Regions from separate parts of the Homo sapiens genome. Here all the other regions are linked to region 3. The links are chromatin contacts, found by Hi-C or POLR2A ChIA-PET in ENCODE. All regions are on one chromosome and are shown on one strand. The core of a region is the stretch at or near the end of the contact, and the rest is flanking DNA. Distances in the headings are between cores, read along the strand shown. Region 1 holds the start of FXR2 (FMR1 autosomal homolog 2). Region 2 holds the start of EIF5A (eukaryotic translation initiation factor 5A). Region 3 holds the start of PER1 (period circadian regulator 1). Region 4 overlaps PIK3R6 (phosphoinositide-3-kinase regulatory subunit 6).

What was found. Hi-C counts contacts between places; a loop is a spot of excess contacts on that map. ChIA-PET counts read pairs that join two places held with the same protein, here RNA polymerase II (POLR2A). Pooled maps may share reads with other maps.
Region 1: a loop to region 3 is called in a pooled map, with 9 times the contacts of the local background. The contact joins the promoter of FXR2 here to the promoter of PER1 in region 3. A Hi-C loop is called at or near these places in 2 of 37 single-sample maps with no recorded cell type and 11 of 50 pooled maps. POLR2A ChIA-PET finds 5 or more read pairs at or near these places in 3 of 52 experiments (GM12878, MCF 10A and activated CD4-positive, alpha-beta T cell).
Region 2: a loop to region 3 is called in a pooled map, with 6 times the contacts of the local background. The contact joins the promoter of EIF5A here to the promoter of PER1 in region 3. A Hi-C loop is called at or near these places in 2 of 37 single-sample maps with no recorded cell type and 12 of 50 pooled maps. POLR2A ChIA-PET finds 5 or more read pairs at or near these places in 2 of 52 experiments (activated B cell and activated naive CD4-positive, alpha-beta T cell).
Region 4: a pooled map of heart left ventricle shows a loop between it and region 3 (6-fold over the local background). The contact joins the enhancer-like site here to the promoter of PER1 in region 3. A Hi-C loop is called at or near these places in 1 of 37 single-sample maps with no recorded cell type and 3 of 50 pooled maps. POLR2A ChIA-PET finds 5 or more read pairs at or near these places in 3 of 52 experiments (B cell, GM12878 and K562).

The regions. Positions count from the first base shown.
Region 1 is chr17:7,613,381-7,616,602 of GRCh38, forward strand. FXR2 (FMR1 autosomal homolog 2) reads right to left here and starts at 1,517. Exons shown (of 17, transcript NM_004860.4): 1 at 1,072-1,517. The coding sequence starts at 1,152. It also overlaps a transcript of SHBG not described here. RefSeq lists silencers at 1,072-1,601, 1,712-1,761.
Region 2 is chr17:7,306,081-7,309,737 of GRCh38, forward strand. EIF5A (eukaryotic translation initiation factor 5A) reads left to right here and starts at 1,548. Exons shown (of 6, transcript NM_001970.5): 1 at 1,548-1,672; 2 at 3,535-3,657. The coding sequence starts at 3,556. RefSeq lists enhancers at 1-673, 545-844, 674-1,484, 2,715-3,004 and silencers at 1,395-1,504, 1,865-2,034, 2,125-2,244.
Region 3 is chr17:8,150,401-8,153,967 of GRCh38, forward strand. It overlaps PER1 (period circadian regulator 1), which reads right to left and starts at 2,004. Exons shown (of 23, transcript NM_002616.3): 1 at 1,937-2,004; 2 at 32-445. The coding sequence starts at 306. RefSeq lists enhancers at 1-158, 628-737, 1,951-2,245 and a silencer at 898-997.
Region 4 is chr17:8,856,535-8,860,094 of GRCh38, forward strand. The region is part of intron 1 of PIK3R6 (phosphoinositide-3-kinase regulatory subunit 6); the gene reads right to left. Among named protein-coding and RNA genes, the nearest start is that of PIK3R6, 9.4 kb to the right of the region's middle. RefSeq lists an enhancer at 2,906-3,165. Within about 2 kb of position 2,182, at least 8 of the 41 ENCODE cell types and tissues checked have a DNase peak (open chromatin) inside an H3K27ac peak, as active enhancers do; they include B cell and GM12878, where a contact is called at or near this core.

The sequences.
Region 1 (3,222 bases), core at 267-2,766, 540 kb before region 3:
GGCAAGAAAGGGCTCTCTCTGGCTTAATCTAAATGGGAAAAAAATGTCCTAGAAAATAGATTCAGAGCAGATAAGGAAGGTGGTATTATAAGGAGTTCTAAGGAACCAAATCCTGGGCAAAGGGGGAGGTGAAATAAGGAAGGGTCTTTGAAAGATGATCCCGTCTTCCAAAAAAGGTTGTCAGATTCCCGAACTGGGATAGTTGGCCAAGAGTCTTCAAGAAGTGGAAATCTTAAGATAAACAGAAGGGAACCTCATAAGCTTCCTTTCAGAGATCCTTTTAGAGATTATGACTATGAAGCTTACATGCCTCAAGACGAAGAAACTATATGAATGACCTGAAGGTATCTGAGGTCTAAGTGAGACCTCAAATCCATTCCTGAGTAGAATGGTAGAGCAGTGGGTCTTGAGATCAAGGTGTGGTGGGGAGAGAGACTTGCGAAAGATGCCACCTTATGGCTGGCTGGGAAGCAACTTGACTGATCCAACCCAGGGTTCCTGAGGTCAAAGATGCCAAACGTCGTAAATGGATCTGACCATTTCTCCTTGGCTTGGGAACCGGAATATAAGATGAAAGTGGGGTGAGTGTTCCAGAGCCAGTAGGCAGAGGCCTCTCTGAGGAAGATGAAAGGATCTTTTACGGGACAGAGGGCCTTCCCAAAGGGACCGTGTGGAAGAAAGACAATTCTCCATGTGCTTGGATCGTGGGGAAGATGTGATTAAGGTCTAAGGTATGTCTTCCACCAGACAACGGACACAGTCAATTAGAAGCTGGGTAAAGGGGTCTCTCCTGCGGAGCGGGGAGCGCCAAGCCAGGGACAATAATGGCCTGAAGTTCATTCTCCCGGAGATGGGGGTAGAAGCAGGTGCAGGTGCCTTAGAGGGGTCAAAAATAAGAGGAACAGGGTTCACTCTAAGCGGTCTCCCAGGGAAGGCTGCGGGTTGGAGCAAGGGTCCAAGATTCTAAGGGCCAGGACTCAGCTCCAGAAGCTCGATCCCGCCCCACGCGTTCCTGCTCCGGCCAGGGGAGGGGGCTAAGGACCGGCGTCCCCAGTCGGCGCGCCGTCTCACCTTGTAGAAGGCCCCGTTGGAGCCGCGCACCTCGACGGGCAGTCCCGGCTCCACATCCCCCCCAGAGGCCAGGCCGCCCATGGCGCCGCCACCGCCTCCGACTCCCCCGGCGGCGGCTGCAGCAGCAGTCTGAGTGCGGGCCGGGCCAGGCCCCCGGCGTCTCCCCGGAGGAGGAGCCGGAGGGGGAGCCGCGGGGGGCGGGAGCCGGGCCGGCCCCACGGCGGCCCTGCCACAGCCAACGAGCAGGGGGCCGGGGCCGGGCCGCTCCCCGTCCGCCGCCGCCGCCTTGGTCTCCGCCACCGTGAGGGAAACGGCCGCCGCCGCCGCTGCCTTCGTCACCTCAGCTTCCGCCCGCCGCCGCCCCCGCTGCTGCCTCAGTCCCGGGACCCGCTGCTGCCGCTGCCGCTCCACAGCCTCCACCTCCCCCTGCCACCGCCGCCTACTGCGCAGGCGCACCGGGCACCCGCCCGCTGCGCGCGGGGCCCCGAGGGCCACCGCGCAGGCGTCAAGGTTAGAGCCCCAGCTAGCGCCAGCTAGCGCATCGGGGCTTCCACATTCCCTTTCACTCTCTCACTCCCCCTCCTGGTCGCTTGCTAGCGCTTGCGCAGAACAAGATTAGCCTTCTTTCTTCACCGCTCCACCGCCCAGCCACCCCGTCTCTTCCTTTCCCCGCCCCACAACACTGAGAACCAACCAATCAGGGGGAGGGAGGGGCCGGGCTCGCTCAGTCCGATTGGGCGGCGTCCGCACAGTCACACAGCGCTCAGGCCACACCCACTCCGCCGCCGCTGGCCCCACCGGGCTTGGACAAGTTAGGGATGGGCATGCGCCTGAACGACTGCTTGGTCACTTTCCCCACCTTTGTCTTTCTTGGTGCGCACGCTCCAAAAAGAAAAAAAAAAGAAGAGGAGTCGCCGCAAGGAAAAAGGTGCTTGGTGCGCACGCGCTGAGCTTTACCCTCTTCGCGTATGCATCGCCGATATTTTAAGAATCTGTAACTCTCTACTGTAGTAGATTTAACAGTCATGGCTCTTACCTTGAAGAGATTGTGATACAATGAAAGTTTTGGCCGGGCGCGGTGGCTCACGCCTGTAATCCCAGCGCTCTGGGAGGCCGAGGCAGGTGGATCACCTGAGGTCCTCGGATCACCTGAGGTCAGGGGTTCGAGACCAGCGTGGCCAAAATGGTGAAACCCACCCCCCCCCCCACCCCGCATCTAATAAAATACAAAAATTAGCCGGGCGTGGTGACACGCGCCTGTAATCCCAGATACTCGGGAGGCTGAGGCAGGAGACTACCTTGAACCTGGGAGGCAGAAGTTGCAGTGAGCCAAGATCGCACCATTGCACTCCAGCCTGGGCGACAGAGCAAGACTCAGTCTCAAAAAAAAAAAAAAAAGAAAGAAAGAATAGAAAGAAAGCTTTAAGAATAGTTTCAGACGGGCGCTGTGGCTCACTCCTGTAATCCCAGCACTTTAGGAGGCTCAGGCGGTGGATCACTTGAGCCCAAAAGTTTGACACCAGCCTCAACAGGGCGAAACCCTGTTTCTACTAAAAATACAAAAATTAGGACGGGCGCGGTGGCTCAGGCCTGTAATCCCAGCACTTTGGGAGGCCGAGATCACGGGCGGGCGGATCACGAGGTCAGGAGATGGAGACCATTCTGGCCAACATGGTGAAACCTCGTCTCTACTAAAATACAAAAAATTAGCCGTGGTAGTTCCAGCTACTCGGAAGGAGTCCCAGCTACTCAGGAGGCTGAGGCAGGAGAATCGCTTGAACCTAGGAAGGTGGAGGTTGCAGTGAGTGGATATCATGCCACCACACTCCAGCCTGGGCAATGAGTGAAATTTCTTCTTTAAAAATAATAATAATGGCAGGGCGCGGTGGCTCATGCCTATAATCCCAACACTTTGGGAGGCCGAGACGGGCGGATCACGAGGTCAGGAGATCGAGACCATCCTGGCTAACACGGTGAAACCCCATCTCAACTAAAAATACAAAAAAAAAAAAAAAAAAAAAAAATTAGCTGGGCGTGGTGGCGGGCGCCTGTAGTCCCAGCTACTCGGGAGGCTGAGGCAGGAGAATGGCGTGAACCCAGGAGGCGGAGGTTGCAGTGAGCGGAGATCGTGCCACTGCACTCCAGCTGGGG
Region 2 (3,657 bases), core at 298-2,797, 840 kb before region 3:
ACATACCACTTTTTTTTTTTTTTTTTTTTTTTTGAGACAGAGTCTCTCGCTGTGTCTCCTAGGCTGGAGTGCAGTGGTGCGATGTCGGCTAACTGCAACCTCCGCCTCCTGGGTTCAAGCGATTCTCCTGCCTCTGCCTCCCGAGTAGCTGGTACAGGCGCCCACCTCCACGCCCGGCTAATTTTTTTGTATTTTCAGTAGAGACGGGGGTTTCACTACGTTGGCCAGGCTGGTCTTGAACTCCTGACCTTGTGATCCGCCCGCCTCGGCCTCCCAAAGTGCTGGGATTACAGGCGTGAGCCACCGCTCCCGGCCTACCACTATTTTATTTTATTTATGTATTATTTATTTATGTTTTTGAGACTTGAGTTTCGCTCTTGTTACCCAGGCTGGAGTGCAATGGCGCAATCTCGGCTCACGGCAACCTCCACAGGAGAAGCGATTCTCCTGTCCCAGCCTCCCGAGTAGCTGGGATTACAGGCATGCGCCGCCACGCCCGGCTAATTTTGTATTTTTAGTAGAGACGGGGTTTCTCCATGTTGGTCAGGCTGGTCTCGAACTCCCGACCTCAGGTGATCCGCCCGCCTCGGCCTCCCAGAGTGCTGAGATTACAGGTGTCAGCCACCGCGCCCGGCCCACCACTCATTTTTATAGACAATTTTTTCTAAGGGACCTCGTAGACAATACTTTGGGGAACCGCAGAGCACAGTTGGGGAAAACACAGTAATACCATCTAAGTTTCTTTACTGAGGACCTCAGAGCCGAATGGCCTCTATGGATGCCATAGAGACCAATACGGACTGAGGGTTTAAAGAAGATGGTGTCCGCCGCAGGACCGCTCTATCTTCTCGGGTGAACTCTATGGCAGAGCATAGGCATTCGATTTAGAGAAGTGAAGCCGAGATGGGTGGGAACCCGACCACACTAGCGCGCTAGAAGAGTGGGGCGGAAAGACATCTCCCGCGCATGTGTGGAACTGGGGGGACTGATTCCAAGACAAGGCGCCCACCCCACAGAGCAAGTTTTCTGAAACGTGTGAGTCGTTTAAGTCCAGTTAAAGCCGAGGTGGGGCGTATCCTGAGACGCATGCGTTCTAGACGAGACAAGTGATCTAGCGGCGTGGTCTTTTCAACGCCTGGCGTACTGACGGCGTCTGAGGTGGAAGGGGTTGTTTAGGATTCCGAACACGCATGCGTTCTGAGACCCAGGCGTTTCCTTTAGAGGGTGTGGAGTGCAGGGCTCCTTATTGCGCAGGCGCAAGGACTGCCCGGTAGGACGAGCGGTCTATCAAGGGGAGGGAAGATGAGGTTGAAGAGATTAAAAAACCGGGTGCGCCTGCGCGTTGCAGATTAGTTGAAAACGCTCAGGGTTTGTGAGGGGCGGGGTCACGTATGCGCGTCATTGGACGGGTCGGTGGGAGGGAGGGTGGAGATGGGTAGGGTGTGTGCGCTTGCGCAGTGCGGGGGTGGAGGGCGGAGGAGATAGATAGCACGCTTGCGCGGCTGTCATAGGGCTGCTTGGTTGGTCAGTGGGGAGTCGGCGCCTGCGTACTAAGACCCGTGTGCAGCAGCGGCGGCGGCGGTAGAGGCGGCGGCGGCGGCGGCAGCGGGCTCGGAGGCAGCGGTTGGGCTCGCGGCGAGCGGACGGGGTCGAGTCAGTGCGTTCGCGCGAGGTGAGAGCGGGCAGGGCGCGTGTGCGCGGTACCTTGGCTTGGGCCCGGGAGAAGATGGAACTGCGCGGGGGTCGGGGAGGGGGCAGAGGGGAGCGGCGGCCGCCGCCGCACGGGTTCGGCCAGAGAGCGGCGCGAGGTGAGGAGAGGCGCGGGCGCGCGCCCCGGTTGGCGCGCGGGGTGACGGTTGGGGTTGGCCCGGTGACGTTGGAGCGACGCAGGGCGGGGGACGGCGAGCCGCGAGGCAGCCACGCGGGAGAGGCCGCCAGGCGGCCACGCCGGGGCGAGGGCCAGGGGCCAGATCGGCCCACCGGGGCAAGGGTACCTGGGCCGTTGAGGACCCGGCTCAGCGCGGCCACGTGAGGTGGGGGAGGGGGCTATTCGGTGAGAGGGCATGATGGGGGGGGTTGGCGGACGGCCGGGGGGAGGGGAGGCGGCGTGGCTCCGGCCTGGCGCAGTCTCTGAGGAGGGGGCGGCCGCGGCACCGGAAGTGCCCCCCACGGGAGGCTGCCCTCGGGGTCGCAGGCCGCATGGCCAAGCGTGGACCGGGGCCGCATGGCAGCGCGGGGACCCCTCCCCCCAGGTCCCGGCCACCGGAAGCCCGGAACGGCCACATGGTCGGCAGGAGCCGGCAGCCCCTAGCGCGGGGAGCTAGTCCTCGCGGGGGTTCCGAGGGGGCCTGAGATTTTGAGGAGTGGAAGCCGGAGGCTCGGGTCCTAATCACCCCGGAGGGCCTGCTGCAGGCATATGTTAGCGCTTCCCAACCTCAAGGGCCCCAGGAGCTTTCCTGAAAAACCCTCCTGTGAAGTGTGGCGGTCAGCCAGGTGTAAGTGGCACCCCTTCGAGCTGGGAGGCCGGAGAAATGGGGAAACAGGGCGTTTGGACAGGAGCCCAACTTTTCTGTCGGCCTGGGTGGACAGCGCCTAAAAGCCTCAGGCAGATGAGTTTCCCACCGTGATAGGCGTTCTTCACCTTGTCACTGTCTTCCTGTTGTAACTGGTTTGGGAGTTCCACGGTTTCGAAGTCCTTAACTCTACTAGCCTAGTATGATTTTCTACTACTCACTACTACCAACCTTTTGCTTTCATTTTATTGTCATTCACCACCCCCCACCTCTCCCACTTTCTACTGACTGTACTGGCCCGGCCTGAAAAGCCGACAGGACAGATGCATCCTGGGAAAAGTGGGAGGGCCTTCCAGGAGAGGCTGGGTTCCTGGGTTCTCTTTGGGAACCAAGATCGAGGTGTTTGGCAGGGGGATCATTTCGGAAACAACTTTGCTTTCTCCCCCTTGGCTTGTTGCAAGTGCATGTTGGCGAGGCGGGAATCCCCCAAAGAGGCCTTGTGGTTTCCTGTAGCAGTGACTGGTTTGTGTGTGGATGGGGGGGGGCAGTGTAACAGATGGGTGGGGCCTTGTCCTCCGGTCTCCACCCTCCCCCCCCCCAATTAGCCCTGCCCTTTTGCTGGATCATAGCTGCTCACCTAATTATAGCCCTGGCTATATGTGGGGAAGAGGGGTGGTTGGTTTCAGTGGCAAGTAACACCTGAGTCCTCCCCACTCCCAGGAAGTAGGCCTTTTCTCATCTCTGAGATTTGACATTCCAGCTCCCTAGAGCCTTCCTTTCCCAAGCCACCACTTTAGCTTTGATTTATGGGGGAGAAACCAGCTATTCCACCCTCCCATACACACACCAGTTCTTGAGTATATTTGAGCCCAGTCAGTATTTTAAGTTCAGGAACTTTGACTTTATTTTAGGTGGGTAATGGAATAAAGAGTTGGGAAAATGTTTCTGGAGAGAAATGGGATAGATTGGAGGTCCTGTTGACCTCCATGCTTATTCACTTCAGTTCTCTTCTTGGCTCTAGTTGGAATCGAAGCCTCTTAAAATGGCAGATGACTTGGACTTCGAGACAGGAGATGCAGGGGCCTCAGCCACCTTCCCAATGCAGTGCTCAGCATTACGTAAGAATGGCTTTGTGGTGCTCAAA
Region 3 (3,567 bases), core at 754-3,253:
TCCTAGACCCAACATACACATCCATACACACCTCTTGCTGCTCTCAGTGGTCTCCAGCAGGGCTGAGTCCTTGCCGTTGCCTGAGGAGGAGCTGTGTGAGCTCCGCTGAGATGCGCCTCTAGACTCATGCCCGTTGGACTCATTGCCACTTGAACCATTGCTGTTGGCATCGGTGTCATCGGCCAGGCTGGGGCCTGGGCAAGGCCGGTGCTGTGGGGGCCCAGGGGATGGGACGCCCCCAGGACAAAATGATTCCCCAGGCCTGGGGTCCCCTCCCCCATCAGCCCCTTCTAGGGGGCCACTCATGTCTGGGCCATGGGGAGAACAGAACAGAGAAGGCAGAGAGGCCACCACGGATGCACGAGGGGGCCTGGAGGCTTGGCTGAGGGAGTGAGGTGGAAGATCTAAGTCTCTGAGGGTTGAGAAGTTCGATCACAGCCAGTACCTGGAGAGGGAGACCAGGAAGCAGGGCTTGCAGAAAGCTGGTTTAACTCCAGAGCACCTGCTGGCTTCACTCAGACCTTCCCCCTGCCTGGCCTCCTGCAGGACTGATGGGAGTGGAACCCAGGCCTGGGGCTTCCAATGGGGAGTCAGGATGTCTCCTGTACCCTTAGGGGGACTGCCAGCGGGAGAAGGTTCTCCGGGGCCTTCCTTCACATCCCCTGCCACCATGGCCTGAGCAGTCAATGAGAACCACGGCTGTAGACAAAAACCTGGACACTTCCCATTCCCAAGTTCCCATTAGGTGTCCACTCTGCCTGGGCCTCCAAGGCCTCGGAGCAGGAGGTGAGCTGGTCGCCTCCTATATTTAGGCCTCCAGGCTAATTTTATCCGGGGGCGGTGCCACCCCCGCTGCACATGCGCGCCGACGTGCGCGGCCCCACCACGCGCTTCCGCCGCCGCCACGGTCGCCAGGGAAACCGACGTCAGCTGCTGAGCTCAGCGGTTGCTGGAGGGACCACAGGAGGGCGGGAGGAGCGACCCCTCCCCCATTTCCCGGCGGAAGTGGGGGAACGGCCCACTCTCACACTGGTGGGCGCGGCCGGGGGGGTCACGCATCCCTTACATATCCCCAGTCCCAGGATGGCTCGGTGGCCGTAAGAAGTGGGACGGCCTATTAGGATCCCAGGGTTGGTCCTGGCTTCCCCAGGACGAAGCACAACGGCCACTGCCCTCGGCGCAAAAGCCCCTCAACCTGACTCTCGCCTGGATCCCAGTCATTCTGGTCAAGACAACACAACCTTTCCTTCTTTAGCCCCTGCGCTGCTTCCCCACCACAAGGACCGAAGCCGGCAACCTGCCATCGTCAAGGACCCGAGGATCCTCTCTCTTCAGTCCCCTACTTTTCTGGCCAGACCCCCCCACCAACCCCAAGCCTTGGGCAGAAGACACACAACAGCCAACAGATCTTTCTTCCCCTACTCCCCGTCCAACCACACCCCTACTACTGAGCATTTTCTGAGCGCCAGGGGAAAAGGGAAGGTTGTGGCCAACAGCAGGAACCAGCGCTGGGAACGGGATGTTCTAGTCCGAAGTGGGCTGACATCACAGGCGGCGCAGGGCCAGGGACTGGAGAACAGAGACACGGGGAGCGCTGAAAGCCTAATAGGGTCCTGGTACCGGGGCAAACCTGGGGCCCCTCGAGTAACGAGCAAGAAGACCGGGGCATGCCCGCTGAGAGTCGGCTGTGGGGCCGGGAAAGCTGGGACGGGGAGGTGGGGACAAGCTGGAGGTAAGATGAGTGGGTCAGGAGTGCAGACTCCCGGTGCAAGATTTCGAGGAGGACTTCGGTCCTTGGGGGCAGGGAGAGGGTGGGTAGCGGTAAGGACGACAGTGTGCCCTCTGCCTGGGCCGAAAGTAGCCCATCAGATTGGAAGTGGCAGCGGTCCGGCTCAGGGACGGAGATCGGCCCCAGGATGGCCGCAGAGATGCCTACCTGGTCGCAGGAGTGTCCTCCGCACGCCTGCCCGCCGCCGCTCCAGCCCGCAGCCGAGTGGAAGCTCCACCGGGCGGGCGGGGAGGCGGGTTGCATAATGCCGGGCACTGCCCCCTCATTGGCCTCTTGCCGACGGAGCCGCAGGCCCCGCCCCCGATTGGCTGGGGATCTCTTCCCGGCGCCTGATTGGCTAGTGGTCTCCACTAAGGTCAGGGCTGTGTCACACACACGGGCGCACGTGGACCTGGGTGCTGGTGCTGGGCTGAAGAGCCCCAGACACCGCCCAGCCAATGGGCGCAGGACGCTTGCACATTGAATAATGGAAGGGAGGAGAGAGGGAGATACGCTGCGCCTCTTTAGGGAAAAAGCCCGGCCCGGGGTAGGTGCTCAAGACTTGTCTACTTCCTGAACGCACTAGCCTTGCAGAACACAACATCTTGGCATCTTCGCCTTTCCAAGGGTGAGGAAAAGGAATGGCGCTGCAAGTTAGGCCACGCTGGATGAGATGGGTGGTCCTTGAGAGGAGGGGAGAGACAGAAACCTGCCTGGGCCTCTCCTGGGTTCCTTTCCCAACCTTGTTCCCTCCCAACCTTCGTTCTACATAATGAAGCCCTTTAACCGAAGCACTTCCTCTGACACTTCAAATCCTGGGAGAGGACAGTTAAGGGTCCACGTGTGACCGGTGGGTGAGTGGGTGGAGGAAGGATGCGGACAATGGAAGGGGCAACCAGAGCCAATAGTGGCTGTGAAGGGAAACAATGGCAGGTGCTTCTATGGCCACTCAGAGACAAGGTCTCCGGGCAGCCTACGTGGTGTCTAGTACTTTCCTCCAGAGGACGCAGCCACCCACAGTTAAAGCTGCCCCAAAAGTGGGGGCCAGGAAGCCAGGACTACAGAGGGACCAAGGGGATGGCCCAGAGAAGAGGCCAGCTGGGGCCCTAGACAGAGAAATGTGGGGTGGCAAGGGCTTCATATTTCCACTGCTTGGAAAAGAGAAAGCCAAACTCCAGGGGCCCAGACGGAACGTCATCTGTCTCATTCACTGTAGTCTCCAGAGCCCAGGACAGGACCTGACACATGGCAAGTGATCGATAAACATGATTTTTTTTTTTTTAAACAAGGATAGGTTGGGGAGGTGGGAAAAGAGTGTCAACAGGAGAAAGGGGGCTGGGAATTCTGATTCTCTAAAAGAGATGAGTAGTCCTAGAAAGAGAACAGGGGCACGATTTGCAGGCAATAAAATGTTAGTCTGGGCTCAGGAGAGCTGCAGTTACACAGCCCCCTCCATCCAGGACCGTGATGAGTAGTTCCTCGCAGGGCTCCCTGGAAACGTGGGTAGTAGATGAACAGGCCTCCAAGCAGCTGCTGACATAATCATTGTGGGGGCACTCCCCTCACTGTCACGTGGCCTAAGCTTTCCTGAACAATGAGGGAAGGGTGAAGGGGAGGGCTCTGTGGAAAAGCTGAGACAAGATCGTGTTATAAATTAACCCAGAAAAATCGAAACAGGAAAACAAAAGATTCAGGAGCCTGGAGGCCGGGCGCGGTGGCCTGTAATCCCAGCACTTTGGGAGGCCCAGGCAGGCGGATCACCTGAGGTAGCGAGTTCGAGACCAGCCTGACCAACATGG
Region 4 (3,560 bases), core at 932-3,431, 710 kb after region 3:
GAGTTTGCAGTGAGCTGAGGTCTTACCACTGCACTCCAGCCTGGGTGAAAGAGTGAAACTCCATCTCAAAAACAAACAAACAAAAAACCCCAGGATGTTGATGTCGATACATTTTATTCCGATTTCCCCAGTTTCACCTGTACTTGTGTGTGTGTCAGTCTCTTACCTTTTAATGATACACACTAAACTACAAAAAAAGTGATATTACTTACCCATAAACAGTGGGGTCACAGGTAATTTTTAATACATTTCTACATTTTCTGATTTCTTAATCTTAAGTATATTTGACCTTATTTTTTACTGTGTAACAGATGGCACACACAAAAGAAGAGAGCTAATATATTATGTTCAGGGACATAGTAATTACATGAACATCTGGGAGCCCGCCAGTCAATTTAAGAACGTTGTGCTGTGGGTTTAACGTAACCTTTGCACACCCCTGCCTGGAGCACCCTTCCCCCAGCTTTCCCCACAGCTGGCTCCCCCTCGACATTCAGGTCTTGTTGTCAATGTCACTGCCTCAGAGGCCTTTCCTGAACATCCTGTCCAAAATAGCCCTCCCTGTCACACTCTAGCACACTCTGATTTTATTCATAGCATTTATCAGTATGGAAATTTTTCCTGTCAGGCTTAGTTTTCTTGGCTAGTCATTAGAATGCGAACTCGGCAAATACTGGGATGGGGCGTGTCTCCTTCACTGCAGCATGTCCAGCATCTAGGGCAGCAGCCACTCAGTGGACAATGAATACCTATTTTAGATAAATATTTGATGAATGAATGAAAGTGAAGAATATTGCCAAAAGCCACGTGGCCATGAAGGATAGAACCAGGGCTAGAGCCCAGATCTCAACCTGGGGCGTGGGGTCATGGCCACTTCCCCTGACGTCCGCATGCCTTCCTTTCCCCTCTGTAAACCTCACAGAACCCCCCTCTGTCTTTGTGAAATAAAATGAACACAAACTTCTGTCTGGGGCGGCCTGGGTTAATAATGAACACGGGGCAGCCTCGAAAGAAAAGAAATCTCACAGATAAAGACTAAAAGAGAAGTGTAAGATACCAGGAATTTTTGTGGCAAATGGAGAGTGCTTCTGGGCTGATTTTTAATTGAAAGTAAAATTCCCCTTTGGGAGGCTGAGGCAGGCGGATCACAAGATCAGGGATCGAGACCATCCTAGCTAACATGGTGAAACCCCGTCTCTACTAAAAATACAAAAAATTAGCTGGGTGTGGCGGCAGGTGCCAGTAATCCCAGCTACTTGGGAGGCTGAGGCAGGAGAATCGCTTGAATCCGGGAGGCAGAGGTTGCAGTGAGCTGCAATCGTGCCACTGCACACCAGCCTGGGCAACAAGAGTGAAACTCTGTCTCAAAAAAAAAAAAAAAAAAGGGAAAGTAAAATTCTAAGAAACTTTACCAGTAACTGTCAGAAAGCCTCCCTATTCATTTGCTCATTCCTTCATTCACTCACGCATTCACTCATCAAACATTTATTCAGCGTTTCTATATATTTGTGCAGGTGCTGCTTCCTTGCTCCTCCCACAGGAGACCTTTGTGGTCGATTTCCTGTCCTTTGGGGCTGCTGACCACACCAGTGTGGGGGAAGAGCCCCCAGGGGATGAGCTTGCACGTAGACAGGAAATGGAAATAGAAGCAGCTCATTCTTAAAATGCATCAACATCAAATGTGTCTTCGTTTCAGGAATGAGAAGAATTTTTTAGGAAATAAAGCTTGCCCTTTCAAGCACCAAACCATGCCTCTGAATGTTTTCTCAATTAATCTTTTTTTTTTTTTTTTTTTTTTTTTGAGACAGTTTTGCTCTTGTCGCCCAGGCTGGAGTGCAGTGACGCGATCTCGGCTCACTGCAACCTCCGCCTCCTGGGTTCAAACGATTCTCTTGCCTTAGCCTCCCTGAGGCTAGGAATTACAGGCACCCGCCGCCACCCCTGGCTAATTTTTGTATTTTTAGTAGAGACAGGGTTTCGCCATGTTAGCCAGGCTGGTCTCGAACTCCTGACCTCAGGTGATCCACCCACCTCGGCCTCCCAGAGTGCTGGGATTAGAGGCGTGAGCCAGGCGCCTGGCTGTTTTCTCAATGAGTCTCAATGGAAGCTCATTGTATGCACCGTGCCATAAAACGGTGGCGATGGCAGGAGCTATCAGTAGGCGAGGGTAGCCCTATCCTACATTGAGTGGCTGTTACTGTTTGACTTCTCATGTATGATTCCTCATTTCAGCAGCACCAGCTGTGTTCTGCACTTAGTGGGTGAGTGGAGGCTGCAGTCCAGCCCACCGCTCTGCTGGCCTTTTTGTAATTTACTCAGGCAGGGAGGGTGAGGTTTTGCAATTCATCCATCCAAAGAGGAACTTGCTGTAATTTGTCTACTCAGAGGGGTGCCTCTTTCTGATTTGAACAAAGTGCCTTCTGTGTTGGCTGCAGCCCTGCCTGGGCTGTGTCTGCTCCTCCACCCAACTGCCAGTTTGCTGAAGGCTGGGAAGCCGGAATAAGCACATGCAATTGTCTTGTATGTAAAATGAAGAAACAAAGCCTGAGAACTGATCAATGAAAAGAGCATCAAACTTCCATCCATGGACTTGCAACTTCTATTTGCTCAGAGGGCCCTCTGGCTGTCTTCTGAGTTCCTGGCAGTGTTTTGGGTGGCTGAGGTTGGTGAGTAAATCAAAGAGCCTCTTCAGAACATAATCCATGGGGCAGAAATTGCACAAGACCTGAGAGGTTAGAGATGAATGAATGAGACATAGTCCTTGCCCCCTGGGGTGCGTGGTCTACCAGTCTGTCACCTCATAATGACCGCAGGGTGGCTGTACTTGCCCAAGACCCCTGGAACAGACGTCACACACCTATGGCCCACCATTAGCACACTGAAACTGTCTCACCGCCCCATGCACGCAGCATGCTTGTGATGGTTTATGTGTCAACTTGACCAGGCCAAGGGAGGCCCAGATGGCTGGTGAAGCATTATTTCTGGAGGTGTCCATGAGGCTATTTCCAGGAAAGATGAGCATCTGAATGCAGGGAGTGAGTCAAGATCTGCCCTCAGCCATGTGGGTGGGCATCACGTGATCTGCTGAGGGCCTGAATAGGAGAAGAGGGAGGAGGAAGGGCAGATGTGCTCTCTGTGCTTCAGCTGGGACATCCATCCTGCCCTTGGACAAAATCAGCGCTCTTGGTTCTCCAGCCTTCGGACTTGGACTGAGACTGACGCCGTCATCTTCCCTGGTTCTCAGGCCTTTGGACTCAGACTGGAATTACACCACTGACTTTCCTGGGCCTCTAGTTTACAGACCACGGATTACAGACTTCTCAGCCTCCACAATCACAGGAGCCAATCCCTGCTAATACATCCTTTTGTTCTCTACCCACTCCCCACCCACCTCCCAGTCTCTCTCTCTATCCTATTTGTTGTGTTCCTCTGGAGTGGCCTGACTAATACAATGCTTAAGAAGACTAACCATTTCGCAGACTCATGTAAGAGACTCTCAGAGACTTTGCTCTGTCTAGTATATTTTTAAAATTCACTTTTCACATAAAAAACCATGCGTA